Regions from separate parts of the Homo sapiens genome. Here region 2 is linked to region 1. Evidence: chromatin loops called from intact Hi-C (ENCODE). Cell type or tissue: Calu3. All regions are shown on one strand. Links, peaks and the distances in the headings refer to the core of each region. The heading gives the core; the rest is flanking DNA.

Evidence for each region. Hi-C counts contacts between places; a loop is a spot of excess contacts. Peaks named below come from ENCODE experiments on the same cell type or tissue, not always from the same donor. Only the 100,000 strongest peaks of a DNase experiment are listed, where the experiment ranks them.
Region 2: it touches region 1 in a loop (6-fold over the local background); 2 of 110 quality-filtered maps call a loop at or near these places.

Annotation. Positions count from the first base shown.
Region 1 is chr6:158,725,034-158,735,533 of GRCh38, reverse strand. It overlaps SYTL3 (synaptotagmin like 3), which reads right to left. Exons shown (of 18, transcript NM_001242394.2): 11 at 9,897-10,031. It also overlaps the pseudogene AMZ2P2. Among named protein-coding and RNA genes, the nearest start is that of MIR3918, 34 kb to the left of the region's middle. RefSeq lists enhancers at 4,174-5,373, 4,953-5,453. In Calu3, for the core only: no CTCF peak of the experiment used is centred there; a DNase peak (open chromatin) is centred at 4,823.
Region 2 is chr6:158,847,349-158,857,848 of GRCh38, reverse strand. LOC124901448 (a long non-coding RNA gene) reads right to left here and starts at 4,261. Exons shown (of 2, transcript XR_007059836.1): 1 at 4,105-4,261; 2 at 582-787. It also overlaps the pseudogene OSTCP1. RefSeq lists enhancers at 3,284-3,363, 3,627-4,150, 4,137-4,246, 4,527-4,576, 4,151-4,676 and 3 more. In Calu3, for the core only: no CTCF peak of the experiment used is centred there; DNase peaks (open chromatin) are centred at 4,098, 4,368 and 4,938.

The sequences.
Region 1 (10,500 bases), core at 3,601-6,100:
GAGTTCAGTTTCCTCAAATAAATGCTGCTTCAGCCTAAAGGGAACAGGTTACGATTCAATGCATAGTAACATGATTATAAATTTTAAGGGCACAAATCAGAGAAAACTTTAGAAAAATGGGTGAGAATAGACAGCCCTACTGAATTTGCACTATGATTTAGTTAGGCATAGTTAATAATTATAAAATTAACATCATCCATGTGTGTATGTGTAAAATCTGATTAATACTCAAAGTTAATGAGTATATGGGGAATTGCATAATCTCATATGCCACTGATGGGGCTGTTAAAAACAAATTTTTGTTTTCCAACAAAAAGTCCCTAAGCAGCAAAGGGACTAAGATGGATTTGCTCACCCCACCTCTCCCTAGGCTAGCATCCTGGTTCCCTGCTTCTACGTGTGGACTGGCCCTGAGTGAGTGAGGCTGAACCAGGCAGCATGGGTCAGGAAAACTGCTCAATGTAAGAGTACAAAACGCCTGTGGGATAGTGTGAAAAGCCTGGACTCCCCGGTATGGACTCCCCAGGCCCCTGGTTTGAATCAGAGTTCTACAGTCATCTCAGGACCTCAGCAAGTCGCTTTAAACTCTGTGAACCTCAGGTTCCTCATTTGTGAAATGGGATAACAGCACCTTCCATAACAAGATCTTTGTGAGAATGACTGAGCTGTGAAGCACCTGCCTTGGGCTTTCAATAAATGGTAACTATGATTAGGATTAACCCAATCACTCAACAAACATTTATTGAGGCCATTTAAGTGTTGGATACAGCTCTTGGGAATTAGAGTCTAGTGGGGAGGTGACACAGACAATACCCAACAGATGAGCCAACTCTATAGCATGTCGGGGTGGTGAGGACATGGATTAACATAGAGCAGGTGGGGGGAGTGGGGCAGGGGGAGCTCCCTGAGAAGGTGGCTTGGAACAAAGCCTTAAAGGAAGGGACTGCATGACTTGTGATGTCTGGGAGGGAAGGGTACAGAAATGCCTGGAGGTGGGATGTGTCTGGGGGTCCCAGCACCAGTCAGTGGCCCTGCAGCTGAGTGGAATGAGCGATGGGGTAGGTGAGAGCTGGTGAGGTCGGGCCAGAGTGGTGGGCAGGTCACACAGGATCCCACCGGCTGTCATGGGGTGGATCCAAGCCCACGTACTTGGCTATGTGTTGGTTTCTAGGGCTACAAGGATGTGATTCTGGCCCTTGAAGGAGCTCAGACTCCAATCTAGTGGGACCCTGGGCAGATTAGTAGAAACTGGCCCACTGGCTGTCTATGAAGGCACAGTCTCATCCCAACCCCTCCACCCCTATTATAAGTAAAATGTTTATTTAGAAACAGAATGCTTGTTTTTTGGTACTATAGCATTTAGACAAAAAGGTTTTTTTTAGCAAGGCAATTTTACTTTTTGCAGAAAGGGTGCTTCTTTTTTTTTTTTTTTTTTTTTTGAGACAGGGTCTCGCTCTGTTGCCCATGCTGGAGTGCAGTGGCGCAATCTCGGCTCACTGCAAGCTCCACCTCCCAGGTTCACGCCATTCTGCCTCAGCCTCCCAAGTAGCTGGGACTACAGGCGCCCGCCATCACGCCTGGCTAATTTTTTTGTATTTTTAGTAGAGACGGGGTTTCACCGTGTTAGCCAGGATGGTCTTGATCTCCTGACCTCGTGATCCGCCCTCCTCGGCCTCCCAAAGAGCTGGGATTACAGGCGTGAGCCACCGCGCCCGGCCAAAAGGGTGCTTCTTGGAGATGGAACAATGGCGAGAGCACACCTGAACAATGGAGGGAAGCAATTTTTATCCTTTACACAGCTTGGCCTTGCTACAGTGTCTTGTTTCCACTGGCTGGAGCCAGACTTTACAATTTAAATTAAAACCTGACTGGCTAACAACTTAAAACTTTTTAAAATAGGTAGAGGTGGCCGGGCACGGTGGCTCACGCCTGTCATCCCAGCACTTTGGGAGGCCGAGGAGGGCGGATCACGAGGTCAGGAGATCAAGACCATCCTGGCTAACACAGTGAAACCCTGTCTCTACTGAAAATACAGAAAAATTAGCCGGGCGTGGTGGCGGGCACCTGTGGTTCCAGTTACTAGGGAGGCTGAGGCAGAAGAATGGCGTGAACCTGGGAGGCGGAGCTTGCAGTGAACTGAGGTTGGGCCACTGCACTCAAGCCTTGGTGACAGAGCAAGACTCTATCTCAAAAAATAAAAAATAAAAAAAGTATAGACAATAGAGAATAAAGGAAAAGAGAAAGTTGCTTGTGAAAGGACTTAGAAAAGTAATAATATTTCCAAATAAGGAAGGGGCATAGGCTGCGAGCTGTATGTGCCTGTGAACATATTCAGCACAAATATCTTCATTCAAGTACAAGAACACAGAACGTACTTATTTCTCTATATCTAACAGCTACATAGGATAGGGCTTAACAAAGAGTTATTAGCACAAAGCAAGGAGGCTTGAAGGAAGTTAGTTTTTAAAAGAAATTATTATTTTTAACATTATTATTATTACCAGAAAGGAAACTGAAAAGGAAACTTTTTACTTTCTACAATTCCCTCCTTTTGATTTTACAGTGTTTTTTTTTTTTTTCTTTTTAAACTTTTAAAACATGTTTTGGCTTAGCTGTTTTGCTTGAGTTTTTAAAAGAAAGAGTTTTTTTGGTTGATGAAATGCCAGGGTAAAAGGGATAGCCAATTGAACTACAGCATAAGTACTGCTTTAATTATTTGGCAGAGTGTCTAGTAAAGGTTTTTTACAATACTAACATACGTTCACTTGGAGATGAATAAGGGTGGACTGATGGGTTAGCTCTTGGAAGTGCCTGACGTTACTGCATCCTATTAAGTCTTTAAGGTACGCCAAATTTTTCCTTCGTCATTGGAGACACGAGGTAAAACTGGTCTTGGAAGATGGAGGCTGGATGGCCCTTGAGGGCTGACCTGCAGGGTACTGCACTTTAGGAAATAGCAGAGAGAGTCTGGCACAGTTTACTATCCTAGGCTGTGGGATTTTGAAAAGGACCTACTATGCAGTCTACGTCTTGTCGATTAGAGGACTGTCCGAGTGGAAAGGGGACAAGCTGGGCCTCTGGCCTACCGTGCGCACACGCGTAACAGTCGCTTTTATTTAGAGTGCGGATGGAATATTTAATCCATTTTAGCCAGGCATTTATATTTTGATACCTTGTCTTCATTGCTATCGTTTGCCTTAGGTTTTTCACCTTTACTATAGAGACTTCAGTCTTGTCCTTGTGCTTGGGAGGAGTGATTGATGGAGTGGTTGAAGGAGATTGACAACTAGAAGGAGTAATTCTTTTGGTGAAATGGATATATGGATTTAAGGACTGACAAAGACCTATGGAAGCAGTCTATTTTAAACCTTTAGTGTTGTATAGGACATTAGACTAAGCAGAACATAGAGATTTTGTTTCAGAAGGACAAGAGTCTGATTTTTACTAATACAGCTACTATTCTCTGGATTACTAGTATTCTTAAAGGAACTTACTATGTCTTCCTAATTTGAGGAAGTCCAAGAGGGACAGAGATATTTTTCTGAAGTAGTAAGCTGTTTTTGGTTATGTAAATCTTTATAAGGCATAATTAAACAGGCATTAAAAGTAATAACTTGAGGTGAGTTAGATTTAGTTATGTTGGCCAGGCACGGTGGCTCACGCCTGTAATCCCAGCACTTTGGAAGGCCAAGGTGGGTGGATCATGAGGTCAGGAGATCAAGATCATCCTGGCTAACACGGTGAAACCCCGTCTCTACTAAAAATACAAAAAATTAGCCAGGCATGGTGGCGGGCGCCTGTAGTCCTAGCTACTTGGGAGGCTGAGGCAGGAGAATGGCGTGAACCCGGGAGGCAGAACTTGCAGTGAGCTGAGATTGCACCCCTGCACTCCAGCCTGGGTGACAGAGCGAGACACCATCTCAACAACAACGACAACAAAAATTAGTTATAAGATGGGAAGTAAAGGGAAGAAAAGAAAAAGAGAGATAACTTTGGAACAATGGCCCATGATTCTGAAGGTGATGATGCTTTTTTGACTTGGGTATGATGTGTCCATCCTTTTTTTGCTGTGCAAAGGCAGTCTTGGTGGTTAGCAGCACAAGGTAGGGTCCTTCCTAGGCTAGCTTGAGTTTTTTTTCTTTTTATTTTTTGATGAGGACGTGGTCCCCAGGGTGGTGCTGTTGTGCTGGAAATTCTAGGGGTAGGACCTGTGCTAAAAGACTTTTAGTTTTTTTGTTTTGTTTTTTTTTGAGATGGAGTTTTGTTCTGTGGCCCAGGCTGGAGTACAATAGTGTGATCTCGGCTCACTGCAACCTCCGCCTCCCGGGTTCAAGCTATTCTCCTGCCTCAGCCTCCCGAGTAGCTGGGATTACAGGCGCCCGCCACCATGCCCGGCTAATTTTTTGTATTTTTAGTAGAGACATGGTTTCACTTTGTTGGCCAGGATGGTCTCGATCTCCTGACCTCGTGATCCACCTGCCTCAGCCTCCCAAAGTGCTGGGATTACAGGCGTGAGCCACCACGCCCGGCCCGAATATCTTTTTTACTACTGGAGGTTTGTGTGATGTTTAATCTCCCCCCTAATGGGGACTTTTCACCTCTTTTTAACCCTTAAGACATCCTGACTAAGGAATACTTCACCGCCCCACCCCGACCCGCCCCCTGGCGGCTTTTCTTTCTTCAGTCCTAAGGAATGCTTTACCGCCCCTGCGGTTTCTCTTACCTAGGTATGTCCTAACCAAGGAATGCTTTACCGCCCCGCAGCTTTTCTTTCCTTAGTCCTGACCACCAAGGAAATATTTTACCAGCTCCTCCGGTATTTCCTTCCTTGTCTTATGCATGAGGTTACCTGGCCCGCGTGGTATGTGAGGACCCTGCACTCCAGGTTACTGGCTGCTTTCTTTCCGCGTTGCTGAGAGTCCAGGTTTATTCGTCACACAGGGTGGGTCTCGATTCCTTACCCCAGAGGCCACCGCAACGAGGCAGTGGGGCGCCTCCTCATGAGAGAGGACTAGAGACCGCCCCTGGAGGAGTGTATCCCCGTACGGGCCACCATTTTGTTATAAGTAAAATGTTTATTTAGAAACAGAATGCTTGTTCCTTACTACTATAAGGAAAAATTAGCATTTAGACAAAAAGTTTTTTTAGCAGGGCAATTTTACTTTCTGCAGAAAGGGTGCTCCTTACAGATGGAACAATGACGACAGCACACCTGAACAATGGAGGGAAGCAATTTTTATCCTTTACGCAGCTTGTCCCCGCTGCTGTGTTTTGTCTCCATTGGCTGGAGCCAGACCTTACAATCTAAAACCTGACTGGCTAATAATTTAAAACTTTTAAAAATAGGTATAGGCAATAGAGAACAAAGGAAAAGAGGAAGTTGCTTGCAAAAGGACTTAGAAAAGTAGTATTTCCAAATAAGGAAGGGGCATAGGCTGCAAGCTGGAATGTGCCTGTGAGCATATTCAGCACAAATATCTTGGTTAAAGTACAAGGACACAGAATGTACTTATTCCTTTGTATCTAACAGCTACATAGGATAGGGCTTAACAAAGAGTTATGAGCACAAAGCAAGGAGGCTTGAAGAAAGTCTTTAAAAGAAATTATTATTTTTAACATTTATTATTATCCTTTAACAAAAAAAAGGAAACTTTAAAAAAAAAACGTTGGCCGGGTGCAGTAGCTTATATATGTAATCCCAGCACTTTGGGAGGCCAAGGCGAGCGGATCACAAGGTCAGGAGATCAAGACCATCCTGGCTAACACGGTGAAACCCTGTCTCTACTAAAAATACAAAAGATTAGCCGGGCGTGGTGGCGGGCGCCTGTAGTCCCAGCTACTCAGGAGGCTGAGGCAGGAGAATGGCGTGAACCAGAGAGGCGGAGCTTGCAGTGAGCTGAGATCGCACCACTAAACTCCAGCCTACGTGACAAAGCGAGACTCTGTCTCAAAAAAAAAAAAAAAAAAGAAAAAGAAAGTAAAGTACAGTACACTTGGAAAGGGGCTAAGCAGGCAGCTTGAAAGATCCAAGTATCCACATGTTGAAATGTAATTGCCAATGTGATAGTATGAAGAGGTGGGGCCTCTGGGAACTGAATAAGTCATGAGGGTGGGGCTCTAGTGAATGGGATTCAGGCCTTTATAAGAGGCTGCACACAGCACTGGACCCTCTTGCCCTTCCATCCTTTTCACCATGTGAGGAAGAGACTTAGAGCCATCTATGAGGAGCAGACCACTAGACACCAGTCCTGTCCATGCCTTGAGATCCTGAACTTCCCAGTGTCTAGGACCATGAAAAATAAATTTCTATTGTTTATAAATTACCCAGCCTGTGATATTTTGTTACAGCAACATGGATGGACTAACACAAGTGTTAATTGAAGCATTATGGCCCCTCACCCAAGAATCCACCTATTATACCATGCGTCACAATTCTAGGCAAAAAAGTAAACACTCAATGTTTTTTGTTTATTTGTTTTTTGAGACAGAGTCTCGCTCTGTCGCCCAGGCTGGAGTGCAGTGGCGTGATCTTGGTTCACAGAAAGCCCCACCTCCCAGGTTCACTCCATCCTCCTGCCTCAGCCTCCTGCCTCAGCCTCCTGAGTAGCTGGGACTACAGGCGCCTGCCATCACGCCTGGCTAATTTTTTGTGTTTTATTTATTTATATTTTTTTAATAGAGACGAGGTTTCACCATGTTAGCCACCCAGGCTGGAGTGCAGTGGCGCCACCGCGCCCGGCTAATTTTTTGTATTTTTAGTAGAGAAGGGGTTTCACCTTGTTAGCCAGGATGGTCTCGATCTCCTGACCTCATGATCCACCCGCCTTGGCCTCCCAAAGTGCTGGGATTACAGGCATGAGCCACCGCGCCCGGCCTTAATGTTTTTTAATAAACAAATGAATGAACGAATGAATTAAAATGCCTACCTATACACAGAGAATACATTTAAAACATCACAAAGCAATCTTGAAAAAGAAGAACCAAATTGGAAGACTTATAATATCCAACTTCAAGACTTACTACAAAGATACAGTACTCAGGATAGTGTGGTCTTGGCATAAGGACAGACGAAGAGATCACTGGAGCAGAACAGAGAGTCCATAAGGAGATCCACACTTATGTGGACATTTGATTTCCAACCAAGATGCCAAAGTCACTGTGGGATACAACAGTCTTTTTTTTTCTTTTTTTTTTTAACAAGTGGTATTAGGTTGACTAAATATCCATATGGAAAAAAATGAGCCCCAATCTCTACCTTACACCATTCACTCACACACAAAAATAGTAACGAGCTGGAGCACAGCCCTGAAGGTAAAAGCTAAACTTTTCTAAATTTCTAGATGAAAACATGGGAGAATATCTTCATGACTTGCAGATGGACGAGACACAGACTTAACCGTAAAAGAACATGCTGCCAAATCAGACTTCATCAAAATTATAAAAACACAAAATCAAAAGACACCAATATTTATTATTACTCCCATATGTATGAAAATGTTCATCATAAGATGTAAAAAAGAAAACCACTCTCAAAGTATAGCAAGGGTTTCCCCAAATCCCAACCTAAGTAAAATATCACTTCCAAGTTCTATTGTCACATTCCAGTTTCTCTCACAAGGCGACAGCTCATCCCTCCCCTTGTCTACTGATGTCATAACCATGCCGCACATATCAAGAGTAGTTGGGGCTGGGGACAGTGGCTCATGCCTGTAATCCCAGCTACTCGGGAGGCTGAGGCAGGAGAATTGCTTGAACCTGGGAGGCGGAGGTCACAGTGAGCTGAGATCGTGCCACTGCACTCCAGCCTGGGCAACAGAGGGAGACTTCATCTCAAAAAAAAAAAAGAGTACTTGGATGAGACACGCACATGAGAACGGCCATGGGAGGTGGGCGGGTGGCCTCGAGGCCTGGTGGGTGAAGATTCCCTCCACAACACTTTTCCGGCCAGGCCCAGCTATGTCCATCCTTATAAGGTAAAAACCTCAGAAGGATGCCTTCTTCCTAATAAAGCCTCATGGCCGAACACCTGTTTGACCCATTTAAAAGGAAGAATGAAAGTTCTAGGCCGGGTGCGGTGGCTCATGCCTGTAATCTCAGCACTTTGGGAGGTCGAGGCAGGCAGATCACTTGAGGTCAAGAGTTCGAGACCAGCCTGGCCAACGTGGTGAAACTCATCTCTACTAAAAATACAAAAATTAGCCAGACGTGGTGGTGGGCGCCTGTAATCCCAGCTACTCAGGAGACAGGCATGACCATCATTTGAACTGGGAGGCGGAGGCTGCAGTGAGCTGAGATGGCACCAGCCTGCACTCTGGCCTGTGCAACACAGTAAGACTCCATCTCAAAAAATAAATAAATAAATAAAATTAAAATAAAGAAAGTTCAGCTGGGCATGGTGGCTCACGCCTGTAATCCCAGCACTTTGGGAGGCCGAGGCACGTGGATCACGAGGTCAGGAGATCGAGACCATCCTGGCTAACATGGTGAAACCCCGTCTCTACTAAAAATACAAAAAAATTAGCCGGGTGTGGTGGCGGGCGCCTGTAGTGCCAGCTACTTGGGAGGCTGAGGCAGGAGAATGACGTGAACCTGGGAGGCGGAGCTTGTAGTGAGCCAAGATCGCGCCACTGCACTCTAGCCTGGGTGACAGAGCAATACTCTGTCTCAAAAAAAAAAAAAAAAAGAAAGTTCAACCTAGGAACACGATGTTAACAGAAGAGATCTGTCATTATGCAAACAGTATGGCACTCTGAACAGACACTGAAAACATCTCCATCTCAAAGATCCCAGGCCTTGTGTCACAGTATGGGAAATTAGATGCTGGGGAAAACAGTGCTGAATGAACGAAGGCTTCCAGCCAGCCAGTGATCTCTTTGGACCCATTACTTTGCATTCCCAATCATATTAGATCACTTCCCATCCAGAGGCTCCCCAAGACTTTGAACAGTTCTTCAGTGGCCCTTACAGAAAGACACTCTCTCCAGACAAATGAGTATTTATATTCAGTCCGCTGGATCTCTAGGAAACACCAGAATTATCAATGAAGAATCTATGAAATGGCTCAAGGCCTATTGGGAGGCATAATTCTACGGCTTGAGAGCAAACCTCCTAGAACTGGTTCCTGTTTCTGCAATGAGGTGTTCCTTTAGAGCCAATGATAATTCACAAACAAAGCCTACAAGTTCATGCAGGGGACATCTTGAAGTTCTTAAAAAAGAAGAAACCTGAAGACGCCTGTGTCATGGGGATAACAATGATTGATCTTTACCCAAGAGACTCCTGAAATTTTGTCTTTGGACAGGCCTCTTTGACAGATGGTGTAGGGATATTCAGCTTTGCTAAGTATGGCAGTGATTTTTATAGCTTGTGCTATGAAGGCAAAGGGAGGAAGTGACAGAAAACATCTTCAACTGACTATTCAATTTTTGATAACTATTACATTCTGGAAAGAACTAATGTTTCACTACATTGATCCTGTAAGATTTTAACACATGAGATTGGACACACACGTGGACTGCGACACTGTCAGTGGCTTGCATGCCTAACGCAGCTCCAACCACTTGGAAGAAGCTGACCGGCGCCCTCCTGCCCTATCTGTTTACGCGAGTTGCAGAATGCTGCATTATAGAAAGCTACAGAGCACTGGTGGAGTGGATTGATAATGAATCTGCTGACACACCTGGAGTAACTCCAAGACACAGGCCTGAGGATAACGCAACTTTACTAAAACCTGTGGAAGCCTTTAAGGAATGGAAGGATGGATAATAAAATGCCTTGCTGTTCTCCAAAAATAAGGACCTTCAAATAGGAGTAATTGAAATAAGGACTTGTACATTATGCTTTCCAAAAAAACAAAAAACAAAAAAACAAAAAAAGAGCATTGGAATGAGACTCACGTGTCTAAAACCTCCAGAGAATATGGTACTGGGTGCCGGACTGGATGGGAGATTCTGTTGCTTCAAAATAGGGTTAGTAGAGCATTTGGGATCCTCTTGATTGAGAGGTTTCAGAATATCTGGTGCACTGACCTTCTGGAGAAGGAAAAACAGAAATTAATATTATAGTCTCCATCCCAGTTTGGTTTTGTTCAAATGTGGTGACTTCAGCAAGCATCTATGACTTGATGTTACTAACATGCAAACTTCTGAGTAGGAGGACACACCTGCATTTGGTAAATGCGTGCACGTGCGCACACACACACACACACGCACACACACACCACACACGCGCATGCGAGCACACAGGGCCCAGAGACAGACAACATCCAGCTTTGGGATAGTCATGAACAGTCATGGGTAGATTACTCGTGGATTAGTAAAAGTCTTAAGTCCAAATTTTAGCCTTAATAAATGGTCCTGGCATTTAATCACTTGATATATAATAATTAGCCTGATAAGCAGAGTTTTAGCTCTAAGATGCTTATAAAAAGGGAAAAATCAAAATATGTCTCTAAATTTTCTAAAAATACTTTGCTAACAGTTGATGCTTTTTTTATTTTTT
Region 2 (10,500 bases), core at 3,324-5,823, 120 kb before region 1:
TGGGCAAACAAATGAGACTCCGTCTCAAAAAAAAAAAAAAAAAAAAAAGCATGTATGACTCAAGGAGAGGGTAGAGGGCTCTGGGAGGTCTTCTCCCCACAGTACATGAGACTGAGATGGCTTGTCGTCTTGGATGACACCTGCCTGGCCCTTGAGGGACTGAGATCTGGGATGAGGAAGTACATGGTGAGGGAGGCAGGGGCTTCTGCCCACAGCACACTTTGGTCAGCCGGAGGCCACTGTAGGAGCCTCCAGGGAGTTCTCTTTGAGGTGGGCTCCCCAGAAGGGTGGGGCAGCGTGGGGCACTGGATCAAGGACAGCAGGCCACAGTTGAGGGGCTCTCCAGCCATGCTGAGAGAAGGGGAGGGGACCTGCGGCATCGTGAGGAAGGGTGGCCTTGTGTTTTTTTTGTTTTGTTTTGTTTTGTTTTGTTTTGTTTTGTTTTGTTTTGTGACAAGGTCTTGCTCTGTCTCCCAGGCTGGAATGCAGTAGCGTGATCTCTACTCACTGCAGCCTCAATCTCCTGGTCTCAAGCCATTCTCCCACCTCTGTCCTTCAGGTAGCTGAGACTACAGGCGTGCACCATCACACCCAGGTAATTTTTATTTTTTGTAGAGACAGGTTCTCACTATGTTGCCCAGGCTGGTTTTGAACTCCTGGGCTCAAGCAATCCTCCAGCCTTGGCCTCCCAAAGTGCTGGGATTCCAGGTGGGAGCCTCCGCATCCAGTGCAGCCTTGTGTTTCTTCACCTCCTAACTGGGAAGCTTCTCTGCACGCTGGCTAAGTACTGAAAAGAACAGATAGAGAAAGAAAGCAGCATTTATAAAATAATAATGGCCACATAAAAAATTCATGGTTTCAGGCCAGGAGCAGAGGCTTACATCTGTAATCCGAACACTTTGGGAGGCCAAGACAGGAGGATCACCTGAGGCCAGGAGTTCGAGACCAGCCTGGCCAACATGGTGAAATCTCATCTCTATTAAAAATACAAGAATTAGCCAGACATGGTGGTGGATACCTGTAATCCCAACTACTCAGGAGGCTGAGGCAAGAGAATCGCTTGAACCCGGGAGGTGGATGTTGCAGTGAGCTGAAATCGTGCCACTGCACTCCAGCTTGGGCGACAGAGCAAGACTCCATCTCAAAAAAAAAAAAAAAACATGGTTTCATGTACAAATCAATGCAAAAAACCCACAAAGCATTGCATTGGCCTGAAGATTGTTTGCTCTGCCCTGTTAAAGGGAAGAGGAAGAGAGAAAAAGGGATTAAAAAGTGCCAGCAACTTTGGAAAATAAATCACTGCTGTTTAGATTCTTGCCCTGTAATCAACATTCCCAGTTGCTCTTCCAGAGGTCTGGCCCAGCCGGTGCTCGGCGCTGCCTGACACCTCCTACCTTCTGGCTAGTTTATCTTGCAAAGGGAATATTTGGAAAATATGACACCCTCTTCTGCAAGGGCTCAGCAATTCTATTCAGCACAGCTCTTGGCTCTCATGGAGGGCTGGGGCAGGACACAGGCATTAGAACACCTAACACTAAGAAGTACCTATACTGAATCTGGCTATATCTCGGGTAAGACCATGTCCTGATGTCCTTTGGCTAAAACAGAGAGCCTGAAGGACTGTGACATTTCAGTGTAAAAATGAGACTTGTTTCAAATATTTTAAATAACTTTTTCTACCCAATATATTCGTCTTGAATACTCTGAATCCTCTCCCCTGTGTATGCCCAGCGCAGTCACCTTCTTCTAGGCCCCAGGGAATGAGGCCTTGCTGCCGTCTTGTCAAGGCAGGTCCAATTCTCCTGTCCCTCTCAGTGTCACCACTGCCCCGCCCCTTCAGGGCCATGAAGAGGGAGAAGAGAGCCCCTCCAGCCACCAGGGGCCTTCTGTTCTGAAGTATGTTGGCCCAGGGCTCAGAAGTAAACAGGAAGGCCGGGCATGGTGGTTCAGGCCTGTAATCCCAGCACTCTGGGAGGCCGAGGCGGGTGGATCACCTGAGATCAGGAGTTCAAGAGCAGCCTGGCCAACATGGTGAAACCCCGTCTCTACTAAAAATAAAAAAAATTAGCTGGGCGTGGTGGCACATGCCTGTAATACCAGCTGTTCGGGAGGTTGAGGCAGGAGAATTGCTTTAGCCCAGAAGGCAGAGGTTGCAGTGAGCTGAGATCGTGCCACTGCACTCCAGTCTGGGCAACAGAGTGAGACGCCGTCTCAAAAAAAGAAAAAAAAGAAGTCAACAGGAGGGCCGGGCGCGGTGGTGCAGGCCTGTAATCCCAGCACTTTGGGAGGCTGAAGCAGGTGGATCACCTGAGGTCAGGAGTTCCAGACCTGCCTAACGTGGTGAAACCCCGTCTCTACTAAATACAAAAAATTAGCCAGGCATGGTGGCGCATACCTGTAATCCCAGCTACTTGGGAGGCTGAGACAGGAGAATTGCTTGAACCTGGGAGGCAGAGGTTGCAGTGAGCCAAGATCGTGCCACTGCACTCCAGCTTGGGCAAGAAGAGCAAAACTCCATCTCAAAAAAAAAAAAATTGCTTCAGCTAATAATAATAACAATAATAATATGAACAAATATTCTACCACTTATGCTGCCCCAGGCCCTAAGCACTTTATATGTCATCTCATTTAATCTTCACACTACTCCTGTAGGATTGGTATAACTATGCCCATCTTTCAGAGAAGACTAAATGTCAGTGAACCTCCCAGTGAGGCAGAATCCAGTTTTCAAGCTCTTAACTTTCCAACTCCTCCAACGGTCCCTGGCCTTGAATGGGGGACAGTGGCCATACATGATGGGAGTTTGTCAGGTCACTTGTTGCCCCACAAGGTTGATCTGGGGTACCTTTATTCTCCTCCCCACACAATCTTACCACCAGGACCCATCTCAGTGCCCTCACCCCAGGAAGCCTCCTCCCTCCAACTGTACCAGAATCCACCCACCACCCCCTACCACCAAGTCCTCTCTGGTACTCTCAGTATTCAAAGTGTGGCCTACAGAGCAGCAGCCTGGGCACTGCATGGGGGGAACGCAGACTCTCCGCCCCTCCCCCAAATGCACATTTTTAACAAGACCCCAGGTGGCCCCAGTATACCTAGGGGCTCTGTAGTTTGTTTCTTCCTGTTGTGAAAGGAAAAGAAAAACTCTCAGGACCCCAGTTTTTTCTTGGCAACAGGAAAAAATTAAACTAGAAGCTGAGTCATGCAAGAAGCTGCCTTTCTGTTTGTGCCTAAGCAGATAGCTACAGATAAAAGGCTAGATATCCCCACCACAGGCAGCTAAACTCTATGCTCATCTTATGTAAAGCACCAATTTACAGACTGCTAGAGGAAACGTAACTGATTGTTCCTCTTCCTGCTCCTTTTCCCTTGCAACAAGTAGATTCCCATGCCCTTCCTCTTTCCTCTCCAGCCCACTTTTCCCTTTTAAACATCGAGGCCCTCAACATCATCTTGGAAGAACGACACAGACCATAGACTGTTTCTGTGATTCCGTGTTTCTTCCTCCCTGGCCTGTCCTTAACCTTGGCAAAATAAACTTCTCAGTTGATTGAGACCTGTCTCAGATACTTTTTGGTTTACACTGTACAACTGAGCCCTTGATGATCATTGGTTTCCCACAGTCCTTGAATTGTTTGTTAGGCACCCCCTTTGTCTTTCTGGAGAGATTCTAAGTGGAGCGTTCGTTTGCCCAAATCCCCCAAGACTGTCTGAACTGCCTACTGATTCGAGTATAGAGTAGAGCTGGTGATTTGGAGTCCTTGCCCCCAGCATGATTCATCAGAAGCCCAGTTGAATGGTAGCCGAACTGTCACTATTATCCCAATGGCTCCATGGCCTCTCAGACCCCAGCTTCCCTGGCCTTTAATTGCATAAAGGAACACTTGTTTAAGAACACTTGTTCAAGGTCTTCAGGGAAGACCTTGCCGGGAGGTTCATTAAAGAAGCGACACTTTGATTTTTTATGCTGAAAGAACCCAGCCCCAACTCCGGAATTCTCCCCTAGGGCTGCCTCTCTGGCCCCACAGCTCAGGTATCCCAAGTGCACCCAATGCTCAGTGCATTCTTAGTGGTACAGCCCCGCCGAGTCAAAGGGGAAGGTACCTCCTGCAGGCTCTGGAATTTCAGAGCCCTGTCCATAAAAGACTCTATAGGATTCCTGCGGTCTCTGCCAGGCTACTGCCAAGTCCCCAGACATTGTACTTCTCCCATGACCTTTTAAGCAGCTCTCTGTCTTCTTAATCACCCATTTAACATGTGCATTGGCCCTCAAAGAAAAACTACATATTTACTCTTTCTCACTTCCTGTGAGAAGGGTGGGGCCCACCACTGCCTGCTCGGCTGCAGTTTCTGTGACTCACTGTGGGAGGGGCCTTTCATCGGGCAGGGAAGGGATTTGCGTTCTTTGGAATGCAGGTGTGGGCTGCGCCTCCAGAAGGGTTTGCTGATAGAGTTGTGGGAAGGCAAACCTGTTAAGTAACAGCACATTGTGGTGTGTGTGCGTGCATGGTACGTGTGCGTGTATGTGTGTGGTATGGGGGAGGGTGCGTAGTGTTCATGTGATGTTGGAGGGGTATGTGTGTGGTACATGGTGTGTGCATAGTGTGTGGTGTGTGTATGGTGTACCGTGTGTGTGCATGGTGTGTGTTTGGAGGTATGTATATGTGTAAAGTATATGTGTGTGGCATATGGTGTGTGAGTGTGTATGTTGTACTGTGTGTGTGTGTATATGGTGTGGTGTTTGTATGTGTGTGGTGGGGTGTATGGGGTGCATGTGGTATATCTGTGTGTGTGGTATGTGTGACATGAAGGTGTATGGGTGTGTGTGTGGTGAAGGGTCAGTGTGGTATGAGGGTGCACGCGTGTGTGCTATGTGGTGTGTGGTTTCGTGTGGTGAGTGAGGCATATGGTGTGTGCCTGCTCCTCCTTCGGCCCCTTGGAAGAAAGGGCCTTCTGTGTTCTGGTAGCCTTTGGCAGGGCCAGAGTGCCAGAACATTCTCTCTGTAATGAGTGTCTGCTAGTCTACTTGGGTGCAGCCCCAGGCTTGCCCTTACAGAGAATGTACCTCCTTGTGATGGTTGTAGTTGGCGTCAGAGTGTTTTGCCCCATTCTCTGAGAAGGCCAGTCCCAAGCTTTCAGGGTGTGGATCTGGAGGTGGCCTCAAGTCAAGCCATGGAGGCCAGCCTCAGCCTCAGCGTGGCCCCAGCTCAAGGACAAGGGAGCCCTGGGGCTGGGCCGGGCATCTGCACTCACTTACGTGTGCAAGGCCCCCAAGCCTTGGTCCATGTCCAGACCAGACCAGCACAAGATCAAGGAGAGTGCAAACGCCAGGACTTCCTTTCCCTTCTCTGTTTGAGAGCAGGTGTTGTAGTAGGGTTAGGAGTGTGAATTCTGGAACTAGTCTTCTGCTTCCAATCTCAGCAGAGACAGAGTCCCGAGGCAAGCTAACCTCTCTGTGCCTCAGTTTCTTCCCCCATAAAGTGGACAATAGTAGCATCCGCTTCATAGTGTAGTTGTGAGGATTAAAAGGATTAGTTCATGTAAGGAGCTAAGAATAGTAGCTGGCATACAGTAAGCTAACCATTATTCTTTGGGAACATGAATCAATGTCCTAGAGTGTGGCAGGGATGGGATAAGGGAGGCATTTTAATTCTCCAAAACCTGAGAGACAAAGTTCATCCAAAAATGTTTCTATATTGTTGAAAATAAAAGACCTCCATGACACTTCTTCCTGTTCTTGGGGGGATACATTTTTTTGTTTGTTTGTTTGTTTGTTTGTTTGAGACGGAGTTTTGCTCTTGTTGCCCAGGCTGGAGTGCAATGGCGCGATCTCAGCTCACCACAACCTCTGCCTCCCGGGTTCAAACAATTCTCCTGCCTCAGCCTCCCGAGTAGCTGGAATTACAGGCATGCGCCACCATGCCCAGCTAATTTTGTATTTTTAGTAGAGACGGGGTTTCTCCATGTTGGTCAGGCTGGTTTCAAACTCCCAACCTCAGGTGATCTGCCTGCCTCGGCCTCCCAAAGTGCTGGGATTACAGGCGTGAGCCACTGAGCCCAGCTTGGGGGGTACATTTTTAGATGGCATGTTAGCAAAGCTCTAATGCTGCTTAAGGAGAAGACATTACCTTAGGGAAAAATAGTAAACCTATGGGCTGGTATTCAGGCCTAAGTATTTTCCATTTTTAGAATTAACTCCATGGTCTCTAAAATATAGAAGAATATTATCAGGCCAGGCGCAGTGGCTCACGCCTGTAATCCCAGCACTTGGGGAGGCCGAGGCAGGTGAATCACTTGAGGTCAGGAGTTTTACATCAGCCTGGCCAACATGGTGAAACCTCATCTTCTACTAAAAATACAAAAATTAGCAGGGCATGGTGGCAGATGCCTGTAATACCAGCTACTCAGGAGGCTGAGGCAGGAGAATCGCTTGAACCGGAGAGGCAGGGGAGGCAGAGGTTGCTGTAAGCTGAGATCGTACTACTACCCTCCAGCCTGGGAGACTGAGCGAGACTCCATCTCAAAAACAAAATAATAAATAAATAAATAAATAAATAAATCCACGTCACTGGAAAATGCAACAGTATATCAATGATTTGTGCATCCATTCATTCACTTATTCAACAACCGTTCATTTATTGATATAAACTATATGCCAAGTTTTATGTTAGATTGGTATTAAGGCTATAAGGATGCAAGAGATATATGGCCCTGTCTTAATGTGACCATAAGCAGTCTACAACATTTTACATTATAATAGGATCAATAAAAGAAGAAATATAGAAGATACCATAACATATTTACATCAGGATTTGTTAACTAGTTTGGAATTATAAAAGCAAATCTTCTAACATCCCCAAACACAAACATGCTATGCTATCTGTTGAGAAATTCAGAAGCACATTCATAACAGCTGGGGGTAATTTAGAGGTTTACAGTCAGACAAGCCAAACAACAGAAATCATTTGAGAAAAGGAAAAAACCACATCTCCTCAGGCAAATGATTTCTAGAGGTGGCAATGTAAAACAAAAGAATTCAAAAATAGAATAGCATTCCCTTTCATAAGCACTGTTTACTATAATACCACATATTCACGTAAACTCAATGGGTACCTCTTGTACCAAGAAAATCTAATGCTTTCATTAAACAAAAAGAGCACTCTAGTTCTTTAAAGGAAAGGAATTGTTGTCACATAAAACCTATTGCCTAGCAACAAAACAGCAACTCATCACACCTTTCCTCCAGCCATAGACACAGCCTCACCCTCTTGCCTGCTCATTCCTCTTGACTCCAGAGTTCTTTTAATAGTATCTGTGGTTGGAATAACTGAATTTTAAGTTTTAAACACCAGTCAATATAAAGTCCTGCCAATTGCTAAGCATTTAATCCTATAGTCACAGCCTCTGAAATGGCCACATTATAAAACAAGAAAACCAAGGGGCTGGGTTTCCTTTTCTCTTCTTTTTCCTATCCTGAAAACCTCACAGGCAGTGTCCCGAGACACTGTCTCCACCAGGAGCACCGGATGGTCCTTCTCTGGCTTTCATGCTTAGTGTGAAGATGGACTCATGCAACACAGCACTTCTTTTCAGTCTAAACCCATTGTAAAAACCCACGTCTGTTTCAATGCCAGATTCGTTTCATTGCCTATTGCTAAGCCCACATGAGCAACTCATCTCACTTTCAAATGTTATGTCTAACAGAACCATTGGCCACGATGTTTGGAAGTGAGTTGCTAACCAACATTCTATAGAACAGTGTATTCAGTGATATGACTCACAGATAAATTACTTCACCCTCGTGGACCTCAAACTGGGTGTGCCACTTGCTGTAGATCGACTCAGTGCTTAACCCTTCCAAGTACGAGGAAATTCTCACCAGTCTACTTTCTCCACAAAGTCTCAAACATTTCTGAGTGGTGGCAAGGGTGTCTATAGAAGGCAGAAACAGGGAAAACGACAGGACATAGGGGACTACTGCCTCTTAGAGTATGATTTGCTGTTCTTCAAAACTGTGTGTTTCAACTATCAACAGGGGCAGTGATTCTAGGGAAATGCAAATTTCACCAGTTCCACAATTAGACATAAAAACAGGAATAACTCTTTCATCTCTAGTGATATGGGCAGATTTACATCCAAGAGTTCAATATTTCATGAGGTTAAACACATCATCCAGTCCCGTTTGTCACCCTTTTGGAAACGGGCTTTTAAAGTGTGTTTTTCTTTGACAACATTCCAAGGTCTCAAACCCCTAATGCCAGCTAAAAGCCTGAACAGGAGGGAGAGGTCTGTATACTCTACTCTGCGTATGTTCTGCCTAAATGTTTGTACATGTTCTCCTGCACAAATGAACAGGGACCTCACTGTGATGTTAGTGTGAATATTCAGTGGCAGTCATCAAGGACAGATTCCACATTCCCCCATTTCTTTGTGATTTGATGATCTGTCATTTTCTTCCAATCTTCAATCTTCTTTTCCTCTACTTAAGATCAGTTTGTTGTTGTTGTTGTTTGTTTTTGTTTTTGAGATGGAGTCTTGCTCTGTTGCCCAGGCTGGAGTGCAGTGGCGCGATCTCGGCTCACTGCAAGCTCCGCCTCCTAGGTTCATGCCATTCTCCTGCCTCAGCCTCCCGAGTAGCTGGGACTACAGGCGCCCGCCACCACGCCCAGCTAATTTTTTTTTTGTATGTTTAGTAGAGACGGGCTTTCACCGTGTTAGCCAGGATGGTCTCGATCTCCTGACCTCATGATCTGCCTGCCTCGGCCTCCCAAAGTGCTAGGATTACAGGTGTGAGCCACCGTGCCTGGCCAGCATGGCATAGTCTTAATACTGTTAATAGAGGGGTTATGATTTCTGCAAGAATTAAGAAGAAACTAGAGTCATAAGCCAATCCAAGAAACTAGGAAAGTTGCTTTAAGGGATACCTTCACTTCTTCATAATCTAAGCCCCCAGATGTGTTGGCTGTGCCCCAGACCCCACCATGAAGTGAGGCTCTGCCTCCTGGAACATGTTCTCAGGCCAGCACAGAGGTGCTCGGGGTGGAAGGGCATTGCCTTGGAGACACCTTGACTCCTTATTCTTCCTTCTGGATGACCTCAGGCAAGTTTCTTCATGTCTCTTACTCTCAGGTTTCTTTTCTATAAAAATTAAGTTCATAATAGTCCCTATCTCTATTTGTACAGGTTAAGTAAATAACACTGATAACATTCTTAGTACCATGTCTGACATGTGGTAAGTGCTCAGGAAACACTGGTCGTGATTAATAAGAAGTGAAATGGCCGAGCGCGGTGGCTCACACCTGTAATCACAGCACTTTGGGAGGCCAAGGCGGGCAGATCACGAGGTCAGGAGTTCAAGACCAGCCTAGCCAAGATGGTGAAATCCCATCTCTACTAAAAACTACAAAAATTAGCTGGGCGTGGTGGCTGGCGCCTGTAATCCCAACTACTCGGGAGGCTGAGGCAGGAGAATTGCTTGGACCTGGGCGGCAGAGGTTGCAGTGAGCTGAGATTGCTCCCCTGCACTCCAGCCTGGGCGACAGAGTGAGACTCCATCTCAAAAAATAATAATACTAATTTTAAAAAAAGAAGTGAACCATGGTTTGGAATTATTGAGTGAAACCTGGGCTTTGAGAGTAGGAGTGCTAGCCAGGTTGGATTGTGTGTTAGTTTACTCAGGCTGCCATAACACAATTCCACAGACTGGGTGGCTGAAACAACAGAAATCTATGTTCTCATCATCCTGTCAAATAGAAGTCTGAGATTAAAGTGTCGGCAAGGTTGGTTTCTTTTGAGGTCTCTCACCTCGGCTTGCAGATGACCGTCTTCTGCCTGTGTCTTCACATGCCTGCACCTGTCTGTCCAGATTTCCTCTTGTAAACACATGAGCCATATTGGATTACAGCACAACTAATGACCTAATTTTAATTTAATTACCTGTTTAAAGACTCTATTTCCACATACAGTCACATTCCTAGGTACTGGGGAAGTTAGGATTTCAACAGAGGATTTTTTTTTTTTTCGGTGGGAAACACAATTCAACCTCTAACAGTTTGGAAAATCTATCTACTTTACTTGGGCCTTTTCAAGAAAATGAGATGGGGCCAGGCGCAGTGGCTCACGCCTGTAATCCCAGCATTTTGGGAGGCTGAGGCCGGCGGATCACCTGAGGTCAGGAGTTCAAGACCAGCCTGGCCAACATGGCGAAACCCTGTCTCTACTAAAAATACAAAATTAGCCAGGTGTGGTGGTGCATGCCTGTAATCCCAGCTACTCAGGAGGCTGAGGCAGGAGAACTGCTTGAACCTGAGAAGCAGAGGTTGCAGTGAGCCGAGATCGTACCATTGCACTCCAGCCTGGGCAACAGAGCGAAACTCCATCTGAAAAAAAAAAGGAAAGAAAGAAAATGAGATGGGCTTTGAAGAGACCAGGTAAAGGCATGCTCTCTGCCCTGCCCTACCCACCACCAACTCTGCTCATGCCTGGCCCACGACGGGGCCC